Regions from separate parts of the Mus musculus genome. Here region 2 is linked to region 1. Evidence: chromatin loops called from intact Hi-C (ENCODE). Cell type or tissue: heart. All regions are shown on one strand.

Evidence for each region. A loop is a pair of places that touch in the nucleus more often than their neighbours do. Peaks named below come from ENCODE experiments on the same cell type or tissue, not always from the same donor. Only the 100,000 strongest peaks of a DNase experiment are listed, where the experiment ranks them.
Region 2: it touches region 1 in a loop (4-fold over the local background); 1 of 42 quality-filtered maps calls a loop at or near these places.

What each region holds. Positions count from the first base shown.
Region 1 is chr4:139,129,329-139,133,328 of GRCm38, reverse strand. Micos10 (mitochondrial contact site and cristae organizing system subunit 10) reads left to right here and starts at 2,216. Exons shown (of 4, transcript NM_001163006.2): 1 at 2,216-2,407. The coding sequence starts at 2,344. In heart, no CTCF peak of the experiment used is centred here; DNase peaks (open chromatin) are centred at 2,228 and 2,988; H3K4me3 peaks cover 1,929 bases; H3K27ac peaks cover 2,027 bases.
Region 2 is chr4:138,912,287-138,916,286 of GRCm38, reverse strand. Otud3 (OTU domain containing 3) reads left to right here and starts at 2,319. Exons shown (of 8, transcript NM_028453.2): 1 at 2,319-2,677. The coding sequence starts at 2,460. In heart, a CTCF peak has its summit at 2,187 (motif pointing right); DNase peaks (open chromatin) are centred at 2,266 and 2,888; H3K4me3 peaks cover 1,599 bases; H3K27ac peaks cover 1,122 bases.

The DNA of each region.
Region 1 (4,000 bases):
TAACTCCATTGGCTGAAGTCTGACCTCACAGTCTTCTGTGATTGGCTAGCTTTAAATGATTGCAGAAAAGGGAAATGCAGGACCAGGGAAGGAAGGGCTGACCTCTTCAATTCTGAGACTGCAAACAAATTTTATAAGGTCGGGGATGGGAGTGGTGAAAACATTGGCATAAAACTTTTCAAAGTCGGGAGAGATTGAAAAAATTCCCTGTGGGGCTGGTGAGATGGCTCAGTGGTTAAGAGCACCGACTGCGCTTCCAAAGGTCCTGAGTTCAAATCCCAGCAACCACATGGTGGCTCACAACCATCTGTAATGAGATCTGACACCCTCTTCTGGAGTGTCTGAAGACAGCTACAGTGTGCTTACATATAATAAATAAATAAATATATTTTTTAAATTCCCTGTAAACATAAGTTTTACATTGTTTGATAGGAAGGACTAATAGTTAATGCCTCTCAGACACTAGTATGGGTGGGATAGACATTTCATCTGAAACAATACATAATAGAGGTTAGATGGAGGTGTGAGAATCCGCATTCTAAACAGGCAGGGAAAGGTGAGGGCTGGAGGAAACCATCAGAATCAGGGAGGGTGGTGTCTTGCAGGTATGAGTAGCCAGAGAGACAGACGTCCAGGAAGCAGGGACAAATGCAGTTTAAAACGAGATAGAGAGAGAGAGAGGTATTTGAGTAGTGAGAAGTTTGGTTTCTTTGAAAAACACAGAAATAAGACTTGGCTTTTGTCTTAATCCCAGGTGTGGGATGTAGGGCTGCTTCAGACTGTCCACAGCGCTGACGTGGCCTCGAGCTCTACCAGGGGTGTGATTCTGCCAGCTGCAGATGGTTTCTGCGACTGTGTGACGTTTGGATCCTGGGGACTTTCCAAAGGGTCTATAAATGCTAGGGCCTCAAGGGGCAGGTTGTTGGTGGGTTGCTGCTGGTTAAGTAGTAAAGTGGGAAGAAACAATAAGAAACTAGCTATTCTGCTGGAGAAGATCAAGCTTGCTCCAAGGAACTCAATGCCCCTCATCAGCAGGAAACAGTCTAATGATAACGTCACCTGTTGCCCTATCCTTTCTTATCGCCTATCTAGTGTTAGGGGGTTGAGTGGGTGGAAGAAAAGAAGTATCTATAAAGTAACACTGGTTGCGCTTTAGGGCTGTTTAGGTCACTCGGCAAGTAATAGCACTGCCTCTAAGTCTGGTGATCTGCGTTCAGTCCCTGGCACCCACAGGGTGGAGGGGCACCCACTCCCACTAGCTGTCCTCTGACTCCCACATGTGCCATTATAGGGCATGCGCAGGCACCCACACACTCTGTATAAAATGCAGCAGGGTGGGGGGTTGTTTTTAAATCCATTTGAATGGAAGTCGTTCATGCTCAAATAAATACTCCCCGACTGTGGCCATGCAGACAACCCTAATTAAACTGTGGATGGAGTGGTGCACATCTTTGATCTCAGCCCTACAAGGCAGAGACAGGTAGATCTCTTAATTCAAGGCCAGCCTGCTCTACAGAGCCAGGTCCAGGACAGCCAGGGCTACACAGAGAATCCCTGTCTCTGAAAAACAAAACAAAACAAAACAGAGACAATCAGAGAAACAGAAAACAAAACCAAACCCTCATATAACATGCCGGGCAGTGGTGGCACATGCCTCTAATCCCAGCACTTGGGAGGCAGAAGCAGGGGTTTTCTGAGTTCAAGGCCAGTCTGGTCTACAGAGTGAGTTCCAGGACAGCCAGGGCTACACAGAGAGACCCTGCCTCAAAAAAAAAAAAAAACAAAAACAAAAACAAAGTATATAACATATATATATATATATATATACACACACACACACACACACATTATTTTATTTGTTATATGTTTTATTATATATAATATAGATATATAATATACGTATATTTTATATATATACATGTATACATATACATACACACATATATACACATACACACATGAGGAAGATGGGGTTCAGTAGGTATAAAATGGAGGATGAAAGAGGGCAACAGTAGAACGGGAGGAGGGCAATGGCCAAAATAATTATGTACAAATATGAAAAACCCAGGAAAGACAAGGCCTTCTGTACTCTGGATGTAGTCAGTCTTCGCTTCCCTTCCGCTATCTCCAAGGTCAGGGTCACCTCCGGCTCCCAGGCAACCTGTCACCTTGACGACCGAGCGAAGAAAAGCCGGAAGCCAGGGACGACGTATGTGATCCCGCGATATTTGGCGCGCCGGCTCCGGCCGGAAGCTTATGGTGGCGGCCGGCTCTCGCGAGACTTGCCATCAGTAGGAGCGCGGGGGCCGGCCGTGAAGAGTGCTGGAGTTGCCAGTGAGGAACATGTCGGAGTCCGAGCTGGGCAGAAAGTGGGACCGGTGCATGGCCGACACGGTCGTGAAGCTAGGTGAGCTCATCTGCCTCTGGTAGGCCCTGGGCTGGAGCCGAGCGGCCCGCGCGCGGACGGGAAGCCGCAGGGGTCAAGCCGCGGCCTGCTGCTGTCTGGACGGCGGGGCGCGCTGAGCTGCGGGGCGCTGACAGGTGACGACTGTCAAGCGGGGCGGCGAGGGCGACGAGGGCGACGAGGGCGGCGAGGACAACGGGCCGAAGGGCGCGGGAGTTTCCGAGGTGGCTGGAGGTGCAGGCCCGGGGAAGCAGCGGTGCTCCGGGAGTGGGAAGGCGTGCGGGACGCGCCGGGAAACTCTGTCACTCCATGCCCCATGTCCCCCGGGTTAGGCGAGCAGCCGGCCGGAGCGCAGACGGCTCCCCAGCCGGGAGCAAGCGGCCTTCGGAAGAAGGTCATAGAAGAAGGCGCTTAACCGCCTCCGTCGGGCCGCGCTGGCAATTGCGGTCGTGCCCGGCCTCATTGATCCGAACCCGCCTCGGGTCTGCAGTTGGAGCCGGGGGTTATTCTCCGGAAGAATGGCCGCAGTCAGATAGATCGCGGCCACCGCCGGCCCCCTCGGTAGTCCAGGTTGTCTCTTTGGACACGCGTCCTGTGACGACACACTTTGTGAGGTCACGGGGTCGGGGAAGGAGGCTCGGGGGGCGGGGGTGTCCCATATAATAGTGATGGTGATGCAGATGTTAGGCGCGCTGCTCGCCACGGTAGCTCGGAAATGACCTGTCTCGTCGTGAGTTGGAGCTCGGTGAAGGAGCTTGCCTGAAATCGCGTTGCTGATAATGTGGCATAGTTGAGAATCCCTCCCCCCCCAGGATTTCTTCCTTGGGGTTCTCAGGCTCTCTGCTGATCCTCGTCCACTCCATCTTTCTCTTGTTGATTGTCTGCAGCTATTGGTGTGTAGGCCAGAGATCGATGATGAGTGGCTTCCCTCCCTCAGTAGCTCTTTGCCCTATTTATTGAGACAGTGCCTCACTATGGAGACCTGGCTGGCCAGGAAAACTATGTCAGCCAAGTTAGCCCTGAACTCAGACACTCTCTGCTGGATTTAAAGGTGTGCACCACTACACAGGACTCTCACAGGAACTGGAGCGCATCAGTTTGCCTAAACTGGCTGCCCATTGAGTTTTGATCGGCCTTCTCCCCCTCCCCAGCATTTTTTCATGGGTGTTGAGGATTTGAGCTCAAGTCTTTTTTTTTTTTATGCCAGGGGCTTTATTATCCACTGAGCTGTCTCTCCAATTCCTCCGACTCTTTCTTCTATACTAACATTTATTGTTGAAACTTAGATCCCATTCTCTCCCCCCCGCCCCCCCCCCGTTTTTGAAACTGGTACTCCTGCATAGTCTTGAACCAACAGATCTGCCAGCCTCGGCCTCACAAGTGAAGCGAGTGAAGGTGTGTGCTGTCACACATAGGTTCATATTTTATACTTCTTGCATGGAAATTATTTACGAGAACTTAGGATTATATCCTTAGATGAATATTATCAGGAAAGAATGAAATCGTGAGCTCATGGAAAGTAGATATGTTTTCTGTTTTTGTTTTTTCCCACCGTTTCCTAAGCCCCAGAAGACTGAGTGTAGACATCATTCAGGA
Region 2 (4,000 bases), 220 kb after region 1:
AAACAACTCTCCTGGTTTTCCCCAACACTATCAGTTTGAACCAGAAAGTTGTGTGCGTCCCAGAAACAGCTTTAGTCCAGGCAGACCTAGATTGGCCATCCCAGGATGAAATCCCAATTATTGGACTGAAGGGCTCTTTCTGCTTTCTTCTTTGGATTAAAGGGGGAAGGACAGGATTAATGAAATATCTGGGCTCCAGAGTCAGACAGAGCTTTGCTTCTCAGCTGCGTGGCCCTTTCAGCTAGTTAACTTTTGTGGTTGAAGTTCCTGTATTTTGGGAAAAAAAAAAACAAACCAAGTCACATAGAAGCATGTCTCTCAATGAGTGCTCACCATGTCCGTGTGTGCGTGCTCCTGTGTATGCACGTAGATGGAGGCCAGAGTCAGCCTATCCTGCTCTCCACCTTAGTTTTAAAAAAGATTTAGACATTTTTATTTTGTTTATGAGTGTTTTGTCTGCATGTGTGTTGTTTGTATGTATGTGTGTGCATGTATGTATGTGTGTATGTGTGTATGTATGTATGTGTTGTATGTGTGTATATGTGTGTGTGTCTGTGTATGTGTGTGTATATGTGTATGTATGTGTGTATATGTGTATGTATGTGTGTATGTGTGTATATGTGTGTATGTGTGTGTGTGTGTGTGTGGGTGTACCATGTGTATGCAGAGCTTGTGGAGATCAGAAGAGAGGACCAGCTCCCAGCTCCCCTGGAACTGGATTACAGATGGTCATGAAGCACCTTAGCACCTGGGAACTGAATCCAGACCCTCTGTAAGAATCACAAGGGCTCTTAGCCACTGAGCCACCTCTCCAGCCCCACACCTCACCTTTGACAACTTCAACCATGTAAAAAAATGCATTTGATTTTATACACTCTTACTTACTCCGTCCCTCACTCCCAGGAATCTCCATCACCGTCTTGACTTGATATTTTGTGTGGGTAACCATAGGCACAATGAGTTCATGGTCTATCTCATTTCTTGTCACAGGATGTCTTAGTTAGGGTTTTATTGCTGTGAGGGAACATCATCACCGAAAAGGAAGTTGGGGAGGAAATGGCCTATTTGGCTTCCTCAGTTGAGGAAGTGTCTCCATGAGATCTGGCTGTAGAGCTTTTCTTAATTAGTGATCAATGGGGGAGGGCCCAGCCCATTATGGGTGGTGCCATCCCTAAGCGTGTAGTCCTGGGTTCTATAAGAAAGCAGGCTGCGTGTTGTCAATTCCTTTAGGCTCTGCCCAACAGTTACCTAGCAACAGCTTGCGTTTCTCCCTGCCAGGTTTGAAGACCACTGTTAACCATAATCTCTCTCTCTCATATCCCTGACTGGACCCTACCTCTGTTTCTCTCTTCTCTTTCTGTCCTTCTCTGTCCCCCTCCTTTCTCTGCCTCTACTCCTTTTCCAGGTTCCCTTCCCTTCCCTCGATAAACTTCCTTTTGTTCTAGGCCTGTCGTATGGTGGTGAGTCCTCAGAGGAATGGGCCTGCTGAGGTTCTCCTGCCGCCACATTATACTGCCGTTTTATAAAACATAACACTGAGCAAGTCAGGGGAAGCAAGCCAGTAAGCAGCGCCCTCCATGGCCTCTGCATCAGCTCCTGCCTCGGGGGTTTTAGACCTGCTTGAGTTCCTGTCCTGATGGCCTCCAAGGATGGATGCTGATCTTGAAGTGTAAGCCAACTTGTAGCTCACTGATTGGCTAAACTGCCTGGCAGTGAGTGCAGTGGGCTGTCTCTTCCTCCTTAGGGATGGGATCACAGGGGCTCTCTGACAGGCCTACCCTTCTTAAAGTGGGTGATGGAGATCCGAACTCAGGTCGAACCTGGCATATGGAGCAAGCACTTATATGGACTGAGCTATTTCCCTAGCTACTGTAGGCTGAGTTTTTAAAGGGTCTGTGCACGCACGCAGGCGTTTGTAATTGATTGCGGATTAGCGCATTCTAGACAAACATATTCCCTTATCATCCTTTCCTTGTCCTGGAACTCACTCTGTAGACCAGGCTGGCCTCGAACTCAGAAATTCGCCTGCCTCTGCCTCCCAAGTGCTGGGATTAAAGGCGTGCGCCACCAGGCCCGGTCACCCTTTCCTTCTTTTCCGCATTTTTTTGCTCTTGCCTCTCTTCTGACATCCTCAGTCATCCTTGACCTGTCTGGTCCCACTGCGCCTCACTGAGCACTACCCACCACGAGGGGGCAGAAAATAACCAACAAAACAGGTGCTTCTCTAGTCTTCCTATCTTTCTCTATGGTGCCTGCTGGCCCCGCCCCGGGGGCGGAGCTACCACCACGTGACCTGGCTGCCAGGCGACCGCGCCGGCGCAGTGGCCGCGCCGCTGTCGCCAGGCGTCGTCCCCCTGCGCCGCTCCGCCCGGTGGCCGGCTGAGGCTGCGGCCCCGGGCTCTGCGGCTCCGGCTCCGGCTTCGGCTCCTTCCGCGGCGAAGCCGTGTGCCGCCGCAGCCATGTCCCGAAAGCAAGCGGCGAAGAGCCGGCCGGGCAGCGGCGGCCGCAGAGCCGAGGCGGAGCGTAAGCGGGACGAGCGGGCGGCGCGCCGGGCGCTGGCCAAGGAGCGGCGGAACCGGCCCGATCCTGGCGGCAGCGGCTGCGAAGAAGAGTTTGTGAGCTTCGCCAACCAACTGCAGGCCCTGGGGCTGAAGCTGCGGGAGGTGCCGGGGGACGGGTGAGGCGGGCCGGGAGTGCGGGAAGCGGCGCTGGGGATGCGCAGGGCCGGTCGCTGAGGGGGAAGCAAGGGTCAGGCTTGGTGGAACGCTGCGGCAGGGTCCCCCGAGGGTCCGAGCGGGTCTGAGAGGTGACCTCGAGGTGCAGCTGTCATGAAGCCGAATGGGAAAGGACCTAGGTCCCGCTCGGTGTCATGCTGGCCCTCCTGGGTGTCCTCGCCCACTTTTGCACTGGGGTATCGAGGGCGGAGAGCTAAAGGTAGCTTCCACAGAGCTTGCTTCCCACGTTTTGGGTTCCCCAAGTAAAAGGCATGAGAGTCCCGGGCCAGCTGTTTCTGGGAGCCGGATACAAGAGTAGCAGCTGGAAACAGAACGGAGGAAGGCGAGGGGAAGCAACTTAATGGAACGGGGACATGGGTCCAGGAACGTGGGGAGAGAGAAGGAAAAGAATAAAGAAACGGGGAGAGGAACGGGTTAGCAGGTCCGAGGGAGCCTGCCTGCTAGGTGTGTTGTTGCAAGAGGCACTGTTAGTGTGTTCTCCTCTAGGAATGGTCAGGTTGAGCCATGGAAGAATGGAATACAGCTAAGGAGTCTACAAAGGCAGATGTGGCAATGAGACTGGGGGATTTGCCTGGGCTATAGGGTGACAGGGTTTCAAAAAACAAAACCCAACAAAACCAAACCAATCTTTCCCTCTTGAGAAAGTCTCGCTATGTAGTCTTAGGGCTGGCCGGGAATCCCCTGTGTAGACCAGGTTGCCCTTAAACTCATAGCCATCTGCTGGGATTAAAGATGTGTGCCTCTGTCCCACTACATAAAGTATTTTCTTCATTTGATACACTACGCTGAATTTTATTGATCAAGACTCAATAAACTAACCCCATTTGTATCTCCTGCCTTCAGAGCTTCCGGCAAATTGGATAGGTATTTTGTTTAAGTTGCAATTAGAGTTAATTGTATTCAGCTACTGCTTCGAACAGTTCCTGGGTCATAGGAGGCATTCAGCACTTTGTTTTTCAGGGATTAAAAACTGTTAAGGGAGGCCACCTAGCTCCAGTAGAAGTACAAACTGCGGTAGACATCAAACCATCAAGTGAAGCTGGGCGAGGTGGTGTGGGTCTTTAATCCCAGCGCTGGGAGGCAGAGGCAGCGGATCTCTGAGTTTGAGACCAGCCAGGCTTACAAATGGAGCCAGGGTTGTGACACACAGAAACCTGCTCTTGAAAAACAAAACAAAAAGCATCAAAGTTGAATGCCGTGGCCCCAGGTGTGGGCATTCTGCAAATGGTTAGATTGTATCTGTCATACTGAGCAGGGTTTCTCTG